Regions from separate parts of the Mus musculus genome. Here region 2 is linked to region 1. A link is a loop called in an ENCODE intact Hi-C map of the cell type or tissue named here. Cell type or tissue: gastrocnemius. All regions are shown on one strand. Links, peaks and the distances in the headings refer to the core of each region. The heading gives the core; the rest is flanking DNA.

Region 1 (5,000 bases), core at 1-5,000:
CATGCCGGGTTTAAATTATAAACCATCTCCTCGGAGCCTTCCAGGATGCCTCTGTGTCCTCCCTCGTGGCCTCATTCTGCATGGTGGATTCTGCCTCAAGTCTTCTTTAGTTATTAAAATTGGACACTGTGTTTAATTGATACATAAAACCAAAAAAAAAACTGTACGTACTAATAGGATACCATCATGTGATATTACAAAACATGCCTACTTAATGAAACCCTTAAATCAAGTGAAATACACCTCTTTTGCACTTCCTTGTGGTGAAAACACGTCTTGTCTTCTAGGTTTCTGAAATACATGGCATACTCTGTAGGGTACACCAGAACTCCTGCTGCTGTCCATCAGCCAATCTTCCCTGATCTTCCACCCCCCTCTCTTTCTCCAGCCTTTGCATGACCCGCATTGATGTCTTCCCAGTTGATAGACAGGTTGTGCACACACTTCTTGAACAGCACTGCAATTGTCTCTTTCTAGGTCGTTGCGTCCCGTCTCAGTTCTCAACCTGGGGAGCTTTCCTGACTTTAATGTTTGGCCTCTTCTCATTTGTTTATTTGTTTGTTTACTTGTTTACTTACTTGGTCTGCCGCTTTATTGCTTCTCCGCTCCTAGGTAGCTACTGAACAGTCATCTGTGGAGATAGTAAGTGAATGTCTATTAAAAATTACTTGTATCTAGTGCGGGGAGTCTGTTACTTTTGGAGGAGTGCTCTATGAAACTTCAGTGCTGTGGGCTGTTGCTACTTGCTGGTCATAAGAAGGGTTCAGTAGTAAAGTTAGTTTGGGAAATGTTAAATAAAAGGTAAATATAAACCAGGTTACATAGTATAGCTCTTATACCATACATAGTACATCTTTCGACTATGTTAATGTATATAACCTTCATAAATGCTTCGCTTTGTGTCTAAAATGACAATTTCACAGTGGACATCATCTGAAGGTGTTTTACAAGATAGATGTTCTTTACATTGCATTCTGGGAAATTCTGCCTTAGACCCAAACCCGTCTTACGAGAGGGGAATGTTCATGTGCTAAAAATGGGAGGCAGATTCTCCCCGACTAGAAAGAGAACAGACCGGTGAGTAGGGACAAAACTTCCCAAGAGTGGCCAGACTCGGAAAGCACACGGCTTCTGAGAATGGTTGGGTTTGGCCAGCAGATCTAGAACATGGACTAGAGTCAGCACCCAGTGAGCATCGTCTGTCTTTTCGATGCGGAGCGAGAGCATCCTCTTAGGCGTTGGTTTTTGCTAATTAGTTGTAACAGTTCGGCGTTTGCTCTGATGGAGTCTGTAGCACATCCTTTGCATAAAATCATGCCATGTGCCACCGGTGACAGGCTGACCTCCTCCGTTCACACGTAGAAGCAAAGACGCCTCCCTTCATGTGGCCTTTGGCCAGTTGCATTGATTATTCCTCAGTGAAGCCAGTGTCATGCTAGGGATAGCCGTGATGATGGTGATTTCAGCTAAGCTGACAAAATAGCTTTGGATGTACACAGCTGCCTATATGAATCCAAGCTGTATCAATGAATGGAGAACGCTGTGTGAATTTGTCACTTCTCTTGCTGCAGTAAAACACCATGACCAAGGCAACCGGTAGAAGGAAGGCTTTGTTTGACTCGGTGTTCCATTATGGCAGAAGAGACGTGTTGTGGCTAAGGGCAGGAAAACTGAGGGCTCCTATCTGGAACCGCAAGCAGGAAGCAGAGAGAGGCCAGGAAGAGTTGTGTGGCTTTTAAACCTCAAGCCTGCTCCTAGGATAGACTTCCTTCAGCAAGGCCATACCTCTAAACAAGCTCAGACAGCCCAAACTCCACCACCCATGGGGACCAAGTATTCAGAAATCTGTGCCTATGCGTGATATTCTCGTTTCTCATTCAAACCACCACATATGTTAATGTGTCTTAGTCAATCCACTTAGCCAAGAAATGAAAATACAAACATCAACTTAGGTTCCTGTTAATTTGGTTCCAGGAACTCCTCAACAGACATAGTACGTACGGTGTCAGACTCTTTCTAAATAAGTGTTTCGGGTATTTATTTGCTGTTTTAAATAAAGTCATTTTGGGGGAAAAAAATCAGGTCATGGTTTAGTCTTGGATGTTTCAGAGGATGACTTAGGTCTTAAAGGTCAGTCTTAAATGTTTATGATACTCTCAAGAGCAGATACCACTTATGAAATGGTACATTTGATCTCTCTGGGCCTCTGCCTTGTCATGTTTTGGTTTAGTCTCGTTCCCTATTCAAACCCTCCCATTTTGTCTGTGATGCCAGTCTGGGCCTCAGAGCTGGTTAAGTCAAATTCATGTGGTTTATCACTAGGGGGCGCCAAATACAAATAGATTCAGTGGATCTACTAGCGGTCAGGTTTTCTTAATAGAGTTTCTCAGGAAAGAGTTTTTATCATGTGAAAGTAAATTCTAAATTATATAATTTAAAGGATTGATTATAAACGAATTCTGGGTTGTTATTGACACCCCCTAAAACTATCTCAAGGCACTTGAAAAACAAACAGAGGCTCCCTAGTTTGTGATAGCTATTTGAATTTAGCGTCTGAATTTCAGTTATGCCTCAGAATTCTGTATGGAGGAATTAATAATCACATTTTCATCTGTCAATATAATCTAAGCGTTAACAGTATATGTAAGCACCTACTTAATATTGACTTTATTCCTGGCTACTACACATCTCCCTCTGTGTCTTTCATTTTTATGTAGAAGGGTATAAAACGAATATGATTGGTTATATAGGATCAGATGTTTTCAGTTTCCTGAGTGCTGTGTGATAAACTACTGCTGCTAAGACGACCTCCCTGAGTCTGAGGTGCTGTGAGAGCCAGTCCCGTGGGACACGCCCACACGTACGTACACCTCCCCCAGCCCTTCCCTGCCCTACTGAATGCTGTCCCATTTTAAGTCAGCCTTCGACTCTTCCATATACGATCGATCGTCCTCCGTCGACACACAGGCAGTACTGCCTGCTGTGTGCAGTGCTATGAGGTACTTTACTCTCTGTCACTTGAGAGTACTGTGAAGCCACACTGTCTGATTTCAGATCCCAGCCCTGTCTGTGGCTTCCTGACTGTGTGACAGCTATTCTCTTTACAGCCCAGGTGTGTTGTTCATTGATTACCTTTTCATGGCCCTATCTCAAAAGGTGTTTCCTATCTTGTGGTGTGAGGTCGGGGGTGTTGGGGTGTGTTGCGATCAGGTGTTCCCGGGCTGTGAGCCTCTGAAAACTCCCCTGGTTAGTAACTGAAATGTGTGCAGATTTTCCTGGGGCTGCTCTCTGTTCCCTCTGTCCCTCTCCTCTTCCACAAAGTCCACATGACTTCCTCAGACTCTCCTTCATATCGGCACTGTGGCACGTTCAAGCAGCAAGGTGAAATGTGTAAGGCCTCCCGTGATCTGGATGCCACAGTCAGAGAGTCATTTGATCACAAAGGCCAGCTCAGTGTCACTGTAGAATGTTACAGCTTGCTAGGGTATTTCTATGCAGATTAAATTGCTGCAGTGGGCACCCTAGAAGTTCGGACTGTATGCTAAAGTGAGGCTTCTTAAACTTAACCCACTTGTGACCTGTGACTGAGAAATCTTCACGTGACCCTAAACATATGGGTCTATAAAATAAATGTATTAACCTAAAATTTACTGATAATAATCACAAAGAGCTGCATTGTAAAATGATTTCTTGGTGTGCCTAACAGGTTTTCCCTAACTTATTAAAGAATAAAATAAATCTGCACGCTGGTGGATGGATCTGATTGTTTGATTTTTTATGCAGAGTCAAGTTGTGGCTGTTTGATACTGTAGGATGCACAGTCGCTTCAGTGTGATTTGGAGTTGATCAGCCGTTTAGTTTTGTAATCCTCAATACTAACAGCAACACCCCTTTGCATAATAAATACACAGAGTACAACGTGGCAGAAATGTGGTTAGGGGCAATTGAAAAAAGGAAATCGTGTTTTAATCTCAATCACACAAAATGTGTCGCAAGGCTTAAAAAGCAGGACCACTCAAGGCAGCAACTCAAATAGTAGTTTCTAAATCACTAGCAATACAACCCAAAGCTACTCAATTTGATAGTTAACTTGGCCAAGAATGGCAGAAAAATATAAAGTGTGTTTCGTGTAATTGGATTCACTGTGTGCAGAGTAAAAGCCTGGCAATTAATAACATATAACCTGATTTGAGCCAAATTTGTTCCAGCATTGCTCTGTGGTGTTACCTCACAGTGCAGAGCATGCATACCGTGCAGTCTTAGCCAGGGTCCTATGAAGTCACATTATATACAACCCAGGTGACACCAGACGCCTCAGATTCATCGTGCACTTGATTTTGATTTTCTATTGTTGTGTGTTCAGAAACGTTGTACTGTTGCAAAACTTTGTGACCTTGCATTCAGTCTCATGTGGGGTTCTGACGCACAGTTGCAGAAGCTGGGTACTAAAGGCGTTCAAGTTCAAGTTGAAATCCATATCCTGAGTATCAGCGTGCAGTGGGGAAAACCATTTTCCCACCCAGGTCTCACTGTGCGTGGAAGTGGGGGATAGGGGCGTTGACACCGAAGCTGCTCTCCGCCTCTGTGATGATTCGGATTAACGTGTTGAGAGTGGAGACAGGAAGGAACAGACCAGATTAAATGGTATCTTACAGAAGACAGGACTGGTCACAATGTTTCGAAGAAGAGGAGTAGGCTGGTGGAAGGGAACACCCTAGGGTTACTCAAGGATTCGCTTGGATGATTTATGTTAAACACCTGATAGCTTGTGACTCACACGAGATACCCACTGAATGGACAGAAAGAGTCACAGATTTCATCTGAGGCACTGGAAGAAACACGGGCCCAGTGACTGCAGTTGGAGTAGTTATACGGACTACTTTAAATAGAAAAACGGTTCACGGTTTTGAAGAAGTTCCAGGTGACGTTAGGGCAGGACATTTGAAATGGGAGAGTATGGTGAGTTTGGAAACGTGGTACCGAAGTTCAGGCGAGAAGTC
Region 2 (13,708 bases), core at 5,391-10,390, 120 kb after region 1:
GGGAGCTATGCTGCACAATTGCTTCATTAGGGGGAAGAGTTTCTTCAGCTACTTCTAAAACAATATTTCTAAAAGTTAAGAGATGCTGATGTAAATGTGGCCGTTTTTGTTGTTCCCATAGTAGGATTATTTTATAATCGTAATTAGTCAAATCTACCCCTGCCCCTGCCCCTGCCCCCTGTGTAGAACTACATGGGTTGAAAGGTAAGTCCCCAGCAGAAGGAACACTAAGCTAACATCAAGATGTTTGGTTTAATTCTTCACCCTCTATAGTCCTGGGTCAATCAAGATGCTCTGCCTGCTGGTGAGGGGTGGTTCTTATCCCCACCTGAGACTTGGAGTCACAGGATGGCAGTTTATCACATCAGCAATCCCTTGATAGAAAACCTTGATAGAAAAGGAAGGACCGGCAGCCATTTCTTATGCAGGAGGTGCAGACAGAGCTGGAGGAGAAAATATAACACACGAAGAAGAAGCCTCAGGAGAAGACAGTGGAAAGGTCTTGGATGTGGGGTTCAAAGGGGACACCAGGAAGGATTGTTGATGGTAAGAACGCCATGATATATATGTTTGTTGATATAATACTTTGCTAATAGCATGGACAGACAGACAGCAGCATGTAGGGGCACTGAGGAGGAAGGAAGTCTGTGTGACTGACAGCAGTGGTTCCCCTCCCTAGAGGTCTCTAAAGAGGGTTTCACTGGGAGCCTATGACCAGGCTCTCCAATTCCTCAGTAGGCAGAAGGGAGGGTTTGAGGAAGGGCATATGGGGTAACAGTGAAGAGTTACCATTGGTGGCTCTTCAATATGTCAGAGTCTGCAAATTCTCTTCTTCACTCGAAAAACTCAAGCACCTGGATGTCATCGCTATAGCTAGAGAGTCACAGACAATGCTCTCAGTGGGGTGCCTGTCACTATAGCTAGAGAGTCACAGACAGTGCTCTCTGTAGGACACTTGTCACTGTCTGTGAGAAGGCAGAGGGGGGGTGCAGGTACTGTGGCCTGATCAGCAGCCTGGTGTGGAATCTTCCACACTAACATGGAAGATCATTGACTGCTCAGGGCAGGGCAAGTGATCCAATCTGTTCCGAGATGGTAAGAAGTCTGCTATTTCTAGAGTAAAAAGGTGCTAAAAGGAGTTGTTTCTCTCCTCCTCCTCCTTGTCCTCCAGTTCCTTGTCTGAAAGTGCCGCATAAACCCCAGTTATCTCCATGTACGGACCAGGCCTGATTTCACAAGAGCCCATAAAGCACCAGCTCCGAAGACACCGTCTCTAGGAACAGACCACAAAATCGAGAACAGATCATAAAAGCCCCTCCCAAAGAACAGCCTGGGGATAATCGCAAAAGCGGGGAAGTGGCTTATCTCAGAATGAGCCATCTGCACTAGGCAGCCCTATTTCATCATATAGTTACAGTTCATGATATAGGAATGCAGACCACTGACTGCCAAAGACCCCCTAGCACCCACAAATGAAATTTTAGACTGTGTGATCCTTCTAGAGAATTCTCCTGTTCTCTACAAGAAGGCCTGTGTGTGTGCCTTTGCCTGAGGCCACCATTTTGGAGAATGGTTGACCCCCTGTATGCTGGTTGTTTCTGCAGAATAAACACTCGTTTTTGTATACTCTCTGAGTCCGAGATCTTCCTTCAGCGATTTTGGACCCTTATATCACTTCTCCTCCTCCTTCTCCTCCTCTCCCTCCTCCTCTTTCTCCTCCTCCTCCCCTTCCTCCTCTCTCCCTCCTCCTCCTCCCCTTCCTCCTCTTCACCCTCCTCCTCTCCTTCCTCCTCTTTCCCCTTCTCCTCCCCTTCCTCCTTTCCTCCTTCTCCTCCTCCCCCTTTTCCTCCCCCACCTCTTCCTTCTCCTCTCCTCTTCCTCTTCCCCCTCCCCTTCCCCTTCCCTCTCCCTCTCCCTCCTCCCTCTCCCCCCTCCTCCTCTTTGTGCCATTTGGACACGATGTATCTGAGGAATTTATCCAGCTCCTTATTTATGGGTGGGAAAGACAGGAAAGCTCAGAAGGTTCTGCAGTCAGTGCCACTGTGAAGCCACGGCTGAAACTGTCAGGAAGGTAGACTGCCCTCTGTCCAGGTTCTCGGTCTTATTAATAAAAGGATATACAGGCAGCCACAGTAGACCAGCATGTTAAAAGTCTTCATTAGGAGAGGAAGTGAAAATGTACAGTGTTGAAAGCAGCCCAGAAGAACTCAGGAGCCACCGACACTGGGCCGCTGTTTTATCGGTTAGGGAATGTCAGTCAAGGGTTGTTTCTGGGGTTGGAGTCACTCTACTGTTTCTTCCTTTGACATAAATTAGGTCTTGAGGTTGCCTCAGCCCAAAGCATGCATAAGTAACACAAGTGGACTCTAGATTCTGAAATTGTTCAATGGCTTCATTTTCTTCCATTTGACTTTCCCTTACCGTTTGAGTACAACCAATAGACAGGATATAGTGGTCATTTGTGGGGAGGGCATAGGGAGTGGGCAAGCCCGGAATTTTGTGCCTGGTAAAGAATTTCAAGTCTTGGGGAGTGTCTATGAGAATAGAATGCTTCCCTTTTGATTGGATGAAAGGGAATGACTATTAGTTTCATTAAGAGGGAAACAGGGAGGGGCGATTTAATAAGGGGCGTGGTCAATAAGGGGCATGCTCACTGTCCATCTCAACCCCTCACCTACCAACCCTTTCTAAAAGCCCTGCAGCCTGTCTTACTTGCCAGACCTTTGTTGTACTTTCTAAATACATTTATTTTAAACTGCTTTGAGTTATATTTTGATATACACAGTCAAACACGCTCTAAATGATTGGATCTGGGGTAGGTATGGCTGTTGGAGAAAGTATGTCACTTTGAAATTTCATGAGTACAAGCCAGGCTTTCTCTTCCTGTTTCTTGAGGACCCTGATGTGGAACTCTCAGCTACTTCTCCAGCACCATGTCTGCCTGCGCGACTCCATGCTCCCCACCATGACGACAATGAGACAATGAGCGAAACTCCTGAAACTGTGGGCAACCTCCAATTACATGTTTTCTTTTATAAGAGTTGCCTTGGTCATGGTGTCTCTTCCCAGCACTGGAACACTCTTTGAGTGTTGACAGTAGAGTGAAAAATGAGTTTTTCTAATATGCTTGTTCTTGAACTCACAGAACGTTTGCCTCAGCCAAATGATTCAAACTCCTTATTTCTTTTTTTTTAAATATTTTTTATTACATATTTTCCTCAATTACATTTCCAATGCTATCCCAAAAGTCCCCCATACCCTCCCCCCCCACTTCCCTACCCACCCATTCCCATTTTTTGGCCCTGGCGTTCCCCTGTACTGGGGCATATACAGTTTGCGTGTCCAATGGGCCTCTCTTTCCAGTGATGGTCGACTAGGCCATCTTTTGATACATATGCAGCTAGAGTCAAGAGCTCCGGGGTACTGGTTAGTTCATAATGTTGTTCCACCTATAGGGTTGCAGATCCCTTTAGCTCCTTGGGTACTTTCTCTAGCTCCTCCATTGGGGGCCCTGTGATCCATCCAATAGCTGACTGTGAGCATCCACTTCTGTGTTTGCTAGGCCCCGGCATAGTCTCACAAGAGACAGCTACATCTGGGTCCTTTCGATAAAATCTTGCTAGTGTATGCAATGGTGTCAGCGTTTGGAAGCTGATTCTGGGGTGGATCCCTGGATATGGCAGTCTCTACATGGTCCATCCTTTCATCTCAGCTCCAAACTTTGTCTCTGTAACTCCTTCCAAGGGTGTTTTGTTCCCAATTCTAAGGAAGGGCATAGTGTCCACACTTCAGTCTTCATTCTTCTTGAGTTTCATGTGTTTAGCAAATTGTATCTTATATCTTGGGTATCCTAGGTTTTGGGCTAATATCCACTTATCAGTGAGTACATATTGTGTGAGTTCCTTTGTGAATGTGTTACCTCACTCAGGATGATGCCCTCCAGGTCCATCCATTTGGCTAGGAATTTCATAAATTCATTCTTTTTAATAGCAAACTCCTTATTTCTAATGAATAGGTAAGAACCAGGAGGCAATATAACATTCCTGAGGTTGCAGAACAAGTTAGAGACATGACTAGAAAAACCGAAAGGTATAGAAAACTCCATTGAAGGCCATATGTACTACATTAACATCCAGCTACTAGTACAGGTTGTACTAGTGCGCGTTGCTACATCAGTTTCCTTTATGCTTAACCCAGAACTGGCAATCACAGCCCAGATTTGACAATAAGAAAAAAAGTAATAGATAACTGCTCAAGTTCTGTTTTCTTCACATTAGAAGGCCCCAGAGCAGAGCTGAACCTATGATTAACTCTTGGGCAAAGTCAGCCATCACACGATCTTACAAACTTGTAAACAACTCGCTATTGACAGGAAACTCTGCAGCTGGAGACTGGCTCTTTGTATGTGAGACTAAGTCAGATACAAAGACGCAACCATCTTTGCAGAGGATAGAACTCAAACCTCTGCTGCTCCTGCTGATTTGATTGTGCCATTACACAGCCTCCAGGGGAAAGTAAAACGGTTCACCGTCCAGTAGAATAAATTTAACTTGGTGCAGCAGGGGCAAGGGCAGAGGCAGGGGCGGGGTCGGGGGCGGGGTCGGGGGCGGGGTCGGGGGCAGGGGCAGGTATAGTACAAAGTGGAAAATGATAGGGATTTTTAGAGACAACTGTGGTTAGTTGAGTAAGAATGGCCCCCCATAGGCTCATATATTTGAATGCTTGGTCATCACAGAGTGGTATTACTTGAGAGAGATTAGGAAGTGTGGCCTTGTTGGGGTAGGTGTGGTTTTGTTGGAGGAAATGTGTCACTAGGGTGGGCTTTGCAGCTTCAGGAGTCCAAGCCAGGCCCAGAAGCTTGCAGATCTTGATGTAGGACTTTCAGCTACCTCTCCAGTACCATGTCTGCCTGCCTGATGCCAGGCTTCCTGTCATGATGATAATGGCCTAAGCTTCGGAAACTATCATCGATTCCTAATTAACTGCTTCCTTTTATAAGAGTTGCTGTGGTCTTGGTGTCTCTTCACAGCACTCAAACACCCACAAAAGGGGAATTGTTGAGGTTTGGTATGTTGCTGTGTATGGTAATGCTGAATTCTGTACCCAAAAGTCTAGTTGCCTGGGAATGAATTCTCACATTAATCAGCTTTTGTTGTGCAAACTTTGTTCCTTAATTTAAAACTGTTGATTAGATTAAAATGGTTACAGCCAATTACTGGAGGTGCTAGAGGTAGGTGGGTTTGAAGTTACCTGGTTGGGAGAAAAAGGAGTCAGAGGGAGGGGACTACCATGAGAGGAGATGGACCTTGAGAAGCTGGAAGTATTTGGGGTACACCATTGGGAAGGTAGCCAGGCCAGCAGCTAGAAAAGTAGATTAGGGGTTACCCCCTCCCCCTGTAATTGTCAAAGCTTAATAAGATAACCATAGTTTGAGTCTTATTCATTCATAAGCTAGATTTGGATAAGTTTAATTTGGTTCAACTACACACTCCCCCATCCTTTAACACGTAGGATCCCAAGAGAGTTTAACTCACAGGATATGGCAATGTGGTGCTTGTAAAATACACAACGTATATTTGTATTTACATTACAGTTGTCCCAGGATGGCCATGGCATATAGTTCAGTGGAAAATATATCTGAGATCACTTCACACATAGTAAATCTTTTGGAAAAAAATGTGATATCATTATTAAATTATGCATTCCAATTATTATCCCATGTTTCCCAACACCCCTGTAGCTCAGCAGATTTCAATGTGGTGTTTATGGGATTCGTTGACTATAAACGTTCAGTGTGCACAGTTTGGCTGATTCTATTCAGTGTCTCTGGGGTGGGTGTGAGAATGTAAGGTTGTCATGGTTTTTCTGCCCTCCGCCCCTACATGTAATTTTGATAGATGGAATGGTCCCCCCCCACCCCCTCCCCCACACTGGGGTTGATTTAAAAGAGTCCTAGAGAGGCAGATGCACTTGGAGAATAAGATACTCTGTGCTTCTGCTCCCTAGCAGACAGCAGTGTGGTCTGCATGCTTTGGGGGGTGCCATGTGTCTGCACAGCTGACAGGGATGCTGGGAGGAGCCAGAAGCTCTGTCTCCGCGGACGGACGTTGGCTACCGTTTTTTATCCTGAGTTTAGCGGATACTTTCTCTTGACTGTACGTACCGACCAGCAAAGCCTTGCTACTAACCCAGCATGTTATCCTTCTACCAGAATTTGATTTTATTTGAAGAAGTCATCTGAGCCAACCCACCCGACAAACACTATTAAAAACGAGGTTGTTTGGTAACACGTGGCCACCGGGCTGCTATTGCTTTCTACCAATCACAGGCCTGATATTTCTGAGAGATATTTACCATCTGTCCTATGCTGGTAGAGGGTAAGTCTGTTTGGCCCATGCCACCTCTCTGCGGGAGAGTGTAATATCAAACGGTCGCCACTTGGAGAGGCTGACAGGAAGTGCAAACATTCGCTCTCCTTCTTCCTTTTTCTGTTCCTCGGGTAGCCTTAGGTGACTCAGAGGTCACTGTATCTAAAGCATTTTATTTTTCTCTCTCTCTCCACCTCTATCATTAAGAAAAACAAAACAGAACTCTGTTTTAACATCTTGTTTCTGGAAAAGATCTTGTTGCTTGCTTCAAAGAGAAACTGGTGTTGGTGATACGATTCTTCCATATTTTCCTTTGTTCCACCCCTGAACTGCCTGTTAAGTTAACTGTGAGGGTACGGCTGAGTCTTTTTCAATGAAGACAATCCTCGAGGTCACTTTGTATTTCCTTTTGCTTCCCAGACTTTCTAGCTTGACAAAATTTATGGGCACCAGTGTACCCATGTGTATGCGTACCCATGTGTATGTGTACCTCAGCAGGTAAGGACTCTTGCAGTCAAACCTGACAACTTGAATTTACTCTTCAACCCTCATACTGGAAGAACTGGTATAAGATGAGTTTTGATCCCTGTATGTACACACACACACACACACACACACACTCACACACACACTTATACATGCTCACTCACATACAAGTGCACACTAATGAATGCACATATGTGCACACACATGTGCACACCACATGCATGCACGCTAAGTACGTAAGTGTAATTAAAAATAAAACATGTAATTGAGTGTCTATGTGTGTATGTTTGTGTGTGTGTTGCAGCAGTTCTATATTTTCAGATTATGTTGTAATGATTTTTACATATTATTCACATTTCTTTTCCTATTTCTAAGTCTCCCAGGGCCTCTCTCAAGATTTAAGGGTTACGAAGTGATGTTGAAGGGTTGCATTCAGATGGCATTGTATTCTCCAGTCAGATTTGAAAGAGTCACAGTCATTCTTATTCTGCCCTCTGCTGGTGGAGATGGGACACAACAGCTTCCTTTCAGCCTTGTCCACACTATAGAAAATACTGATTTAAAAAAAAAAAAAAATACCCTACCACACACTGAGCAGCTTGCCAGGCACCATGCTGGGCACAGGATCATTTCATTCTCCCAATATTCCATCCCACAATTCTAAAAGACATGGAGTGAAAATGCTATAATCTGGACCACAAAGGCAAGGCTCAGGTTCAATACTGTTCACATCTAAGAAGGCATGCACTGTCTCAGACTCAGCATCTGCAAGACTTAAACCTGTTCAAGAGAACTCTGCACTGGGTTTCATAGCGATGTTGAAGCATGGGTGATGGTGTGTGCAGCGACCATGATCCTGAAACTACTGCCTGCTCACCTAACTCAAGTTTATTGGTGGTACATTCTTTTGCTTCCTGTCTTTCATATGACTCACCACAATTTTCCTGGTGGAAAGGGGGCTTTGCCGTCTTCTGGCATCTCAATGAGCTATCACTAGAGGCCTCGTCCATTCTGTTTGCCTCGACTCACAGGAATTTGGTGCCAGGGCTACAGGCTAGAGGCCTTAGCATCCTTACGAAAGGCATTATCATCAGCTGAAGGGTTTGCAAGGAAGGAAACAAATGGTGCTGGGTAGTTGTGGAGATGACAGAAATGCTCTCAATTGCTTCAGAATCTCACGGAAAAAAAACCTAATGGCTCAATTAAACAAGTTATACAGTGTTGGTGGGAAACCTTAACATAATGCTAATCTTAATAAAACGCCACTGAGTTTTTAAGTCATTCTAGTGTTTTTAGAAGGGAGCTCTGTGGTCTGTGCTGAGGAGGTAGCAGGAGAGAGAGTCGTGGGGAGGGAGAGAGGCAGGCAAAGCTTTGATTGAGAGAGATTCAGTGCAGCAGTAATGGTGACTTCAACGTTGGAAGCAACCTAAGTACAAGAAGGCAATTACGTCAATAAATTACACTACTTCGATTTTAAAAGAACTACAATATTGGGGGCTGGAGAGATAGCTCAGGGGTTAAGAGCACTGTCTGTTTTTCCAGAGGTCCTGAGTTCAATCCCCGACAACGACATGGTAGCTCACAACCATCTGTAATGGGATCTGGTGTTCTCTTCTGGGGTGTCTGAAGACAGGTACAGTGTACTCACAAACATAAAATAAATACAGAAATCTAAAAAGGGGGCGTTCCTTTTAAGAAAAAAGGACTACAATATTTCCAGTAGAAATGCTGCAGACTGACTGTAGAGTTTATTGTCTAAGCAGGTGCCGAGCATAAACACACTCCTAGGTCCAATCTCCCAAATCACCACTACCACCATCATCACCAAAACAGAGAACTAGCCCCTGCCTCCCCAAAATACCACCACCCACAAGACATTAGTGTTGGAGATGACTTGAGAAAATCATCCTAATACAACAATGGACGAATAAGAAATCTAAAACCAAACACAGTTGCACATCCTTTCTGTCTGTCTTTCTCTGTGTGTAGTCAGATAGACATTTGGACTGCATTATTAACACAGCGTCCCCTTGATGCTACACTAGCAAATCAAACAGACCTGCCATGTCATTGCAGAGCTAAGTCTTGACTCAATTACTACATCTGAGCAGGAACGAGTTAAACTTAAATGTCTCCAGTACAGTTAGAAACTACCTAGCAATCACCTTTTCTTTTGAGCTGATTGTAGACTGTTTATCTTAACAATAAGAAGGTTTCAGTGGCCACCAGGAAAATGAATCTAGCAATTATGGTTGGGGATGTGTAGTGGCTATTCCTGGTTGTCAACTTGACAATATTTGGAATGAACTACAATCCGGAATTGGAAGGCTCACCAGTGACCCTTATCTGGAGTCTTGGAGATCCTTATCTGGATCTTGGTTTGAAGATCTTGAGCCATAGTGGCTATGGATTCCAGAAGATTGAATCTCCGAGTTTAAGGAACACACCTTTAATCTGGGCTACACCTTTCATCTGGGATTAAAGGTGTGGCGGAACACACCTTTAATCTGGGCTACACCTTCTGCTGGAGACAATATAAGGACATTGGAAGAAGGGAGTCTAGCTCTTGCTCTTGCTCCTTCGCCTGCTTGCTGCGTGAGACTGAGTAACTGCTAGATCCTTGGACTTCCATTCACAGCTGCGACTGAACCATTGTTGGGAATTGGGCTGCCGGCTGTAAGTCATCAATAAATTCCTTTACTAACTAGAGACTATCCATAAGTTCTGTGACTCTAGAGAACCCTGACTAATACAGGATGTATCATGGTTTGAAAATGTTTTGCCCAGTGAGTGGCACTATTTGGAGGTGTAGCCTTGTTGGAGTAGGTGTGTCACTGTGGGTGTGGGATTTAAGACCCTCGTCCTAGCTGCCTGGAAGTCAGACTTCCACTGGCAACCTTCAGATGAAGATGTAGAACTCTCAGCTCCTACTGTACCATGCCTGCCTGGATGCTGCCATGCTTTCACCTTGATCATGATGGACTGAACCTCTGAACCTGTAAGCCAGCCCCAATTAAATGTTGTCCTTTATAAGACTTGTGTTGGTCATGGTGTTTGTTCACAGCAGTAAAACTTTAAGATAGGATGCACCTCTAGTTTAGTGCAGTCAAATCAGTCTTTCCCAGCTTTTCTTCCTTTGCTTTATCAAAACTCTAACCCTAACCCTAACCCTGGTTCTACACATACCATCTGCACTATGTCATCCTAAGAGGAGTTAAATATCCTTTCACTCACATGTCACAATACAATTTGAGTATCCTTATTCCAAATACTTGAGACTGGAAGCAGGTTGGTTATTTATTTATTTATTTATTTATTTATTAATTTATTTATTTGGACCAATAGGGTGCAAAGGTATTTGTATCATCTAAGCAGGAAAATGACATGCCTAGGTGTTTTGACACAAACACTAACATGACCACCTGTGTTTTCACAGCGATCTGTAGATAAGGTCACGTGTCCTGTTTTCTACTCATGGTATCTTGCTAACCCAAGAAGTTTCACATGATGGACATTTTGATTTAGAAGTGCTCAATCTATATTTTAGTTGTTATACATTAAAACAAATAAACCTGTCAACTAAAATGTGTCTGAGAAGTAAAAGGTAGATAACTGATAAATTTATGCCCAAAGTTAATAATGGTTGAAACCAACAAACCCTTGGCAGCTCACTTTTTCTTCGTCCCAGGAATCTGGAGTGTCTTATCTGGGAAGCTCAGATTCCTCCAGCCAGGATGCAGAATGGCTGCAGACATAGGATGGACTGAGCAAGCCAGTAGGATCTGTTTCTGAGGTGCTCATGCCTGTTGGCAGGAGGCCATGGGACTCTTAACTCTTCAACGCACTCAGGAGCTAGTTTTCCTCAGTGAATGACCTGAAGGGAGCAAACCAGGAGCTTCCGGTGACTTAGTCTATAAAGGCCATGTCTGCTCCACTCTCTCTTCATTTGTTTGTAAAGGTGACTGTGTAGCCTACAGCTTCATCTCCACTTCTCAGAGACAAGAATGTTGAAAGACAACTTAATATATTTTAAAATTTTCCATAGTGATGTGATCACGACAATAAACATATTAAAATCTAAGACAAATTAAGTGGCATTGTCCCTATCAGTTTAGTTCCGGAGAAGCCACGAAATTGTGTGAAATAGCTTTCCGAATACCATTGCACTCTTTCAACTATATATATATATCCTTTAAGACTGAACCTCTTTTAGAGAAATTCGCTTTTTAGCTTGAATTACTTAAAAAGAATGTTACAGTGTTTTCAAAATTACTATTGAGTTTCAGACACATCATATATGGATAAAGCCAGCCAACATCTAAACATCTCTGGCTAGAAACGTCAACAAAATGCCTTATTTAGGGACTAGAAAGGAAAGGATGTGGTGGCGGCGGGGGAGGGGGGATGACAGACAAAAGCATATACAATGTTTCCTGATATGACACTTTGGGGGTTCTCACTGCTGCACATGAACTTTATAAGAAAAAAACAGCTTTCCCATAAATACTGAAAAGGCATCTTCAGTTAAGACTATCACCCCAGTGTATTAGATATTTTATGTTGCTGTGGTAAAATGCCATGCCCAAAATCAACGAAAAGAAATGAGGGTCTATTTTAGCTTAGGATTTCAGAGCATGGATGCAGGATAAGGCATGACACTAGGCGGGGCAACCATGAAGGCAGGAGCTGGCACTTCTATTAATGCACAGGAATCTGAATTAGAGAGAACAGGAGATGGGACAAGCCCATAAGACCTAAGCTCTGCACTCAGTGAGAGACTTTCTCCAAGAAGAATACGCCTCCTCAAGGTCCTCCCCAAACAGCGCCACCACCTGGGCACCAAGTGTACAACTACAGGAGGCTCTGGAGCCATTTCTCAGTCAAACCACCACTCTCAAGAAACCTTGAGGGCACATTGTCCAACTTCTGGTGTCTCTGAGGCAAAGTGATTTCTTCCTTCCTTTCTGCAGTCAGAAGCCTCTGTGTAACAACCATAGAAAAGAGGGTTCCGGGGCCCTGTTGAAGGGGCCCTGCTTGGGTTTCAGGCACTGAACCACATCATGTCTTCACACCAACTCACTCGGTTATTCCCCTAGCGCTGTAAGTGAGAAATTACTGTCCACGCTTTTATTCTGTTCTGCAAAGAATCAGGATGCGATTCAATCGGTTTCCTTGACAAGCATTTGTGGTGCAAATTTCTTTTCCGAGGTCAGGCCTAGGCACCGGTTGTCTGAAGTCCGCATACCGAGCCACTGTATCCATGACTCTCATACCTTTCATAAGAAGAAATAGCTAAAATACTTACTCGCATGGCATATTTACTACCTGGAGTTCTCACTATGGAAGACACAGGGCTCTGCAATTTACCCAACTCCAGATGATTCTAAAATAAATGTTCTTGGCCACACTGAGAAATCTTCCTTAGGTCCCCGCTCTCATTTCCAACAAAGAAGAGCAATTGTCCTTGCTGTGCTAAGTCAGGCTTCGTCCTCAGTTCTTTTCTCCTTACCCAACTGGCATAAGTCAGTTTCCTAAAATCTAGGGTTTACATGCCCCAAGTCCAGAATAACTAGGTGTCTTTTGTCTAGATTTTCACCTTCCTCCCTTTATTTTGAAAATGTAGTACTCTGAATGAAATATAGACAATGAAATATAGATACGTTTGTTGCATCTAAATACATCCATTTTTTTAGTTTTAAAATTATTGTTGTTTACTGTTTTATTTCTTGCGAGTGTGCAAGGTGGGTGGAGAACATGTATGTGCTCTGGTATGCAAGTTGTTGCTCTCTTTATGAGTTAGAGGACAACTTATGGACTCTTCTTCCACATTTACATGGATTTCAGGTCCTCAGACTCATGCTTTATCTAATGAGTTGTCTCCAGCCCGGCCCAGTGTCCTATACACCCAGTCATATATTGCTTTGTATAGGTAATGAGGCACGAGGTATTCCTAGTTTTAGGAAATGCTAGCTAGGAAGTCATTATCATAATAGATAATAGCTATGTATCACTGAACAATGAATGGCTCTACAATTTATCAGGTTTTAAAAGGCATGCTTTATTTCAGTTTCTCTAGGCTAGGATTCTAGTTGTGACTTTGTTAAAGATTTCAGGCTTAGGGTCTCTTAACATGGATACAATCAGGATATGGGCTGCATCTGCAGTTATCACCAAAATTCCACTCCATAAAGATTTACTTATAAACCCATTCATTTGATGGTGGTCATGTGTAAAGAGATCTCCTTCGTAGACCTCATGTCTCCCTGTCCGATTGGCCACTGGCTTTACCAGCCTGAGTGTTGAGGAAAGGAGAGAGAGTTCCCACGATGCATGCTGCTATCTTGGCATGATTTAATCATGAGAGCGACATCATTTTTCCCTCAACATAATATTTTTATTAATTATTTGGGAATACCACACAATGCACCATGATCATACCCACTTTCCATTCTTTCCAGGTCCACCGTTTCACCCTTGTTCCCCCTCAAAAACCAAACCAAACCCAACCCACCAAGTCCAATTTGTGTTTCCCATGTACTCGTTGCTCTCTATGGGAGGAGTTCACTCTGCACTCACTCACGACCACTTGAGGTGTGTGGTATGTGTGATGGTAAGGCCTTCAGAGATGTTTCCTGTAAAATGTTGCCTCACATGACAAATGCGATTCAGATATGAATCTCAAACTATAGTAAAATAAGTCAGGAGATTATTTTAGATTCTTAAGAAAATGCATGAGTTCTTAAAGGCGGCAGAAGTCAGAAGTGAAATGCAGACAGTGTGGGACTTAAGGGGAAAGCTGTGAGGGTCCAAGCGTGGTGCTGCCTCAGACTCTGACATCTCAGGACCCAAGACCT

Evidence for each region. A loop is a pair of places that touch in the nucleus more often than their neighbours do. Peaks named below come from ENCODE experiments on the same cell type or tissue, not always from the same donor. Only the 100,000 strongest peaks of a DNase experiment are listed, where the experiment ranks them.
Region 2: a loop joins it to region 1, with 5 times the contacts of the local background. A loop is called at or near these places in 12 of 42 quality-filtered maps.

Annotation. Positions count from the first base shown.
Region 1 is chr13:109,920,126-109,925,125 of GRCm38, forward strand. All of the region lies in intron 8 of Pde4d (phosphodiesterase 4D, cAMP specific), which reads left to right. Among named protein-coding and RNA genes, the nearest start is that of Mir1904, 19 kb to the left of the region's middle. In gastrocnemius, for the core only: a CTCF peak has its summit at 2,312 (motif pointing right); DNase peaks (open chromatin) are centred at 2,312 and 2,867; H3K4me3 peaks cover 2,022 bases; H3K27ac peaks cover 5,000 bases.
Region 2 is chr13:110,032,935-110,046,642 of GRCm38, forward strand. No RefSeq gene overlaps it. Among named protein-coding and RNA genes, the nearest start is that of Gm32881, 33 kb to the left of the region's middle. In gastrocnemius, for the core only: a CTCF peak has its summit at 7,352 (motif pointing left); a DNase peak (open chromatin) is centred at 7,372.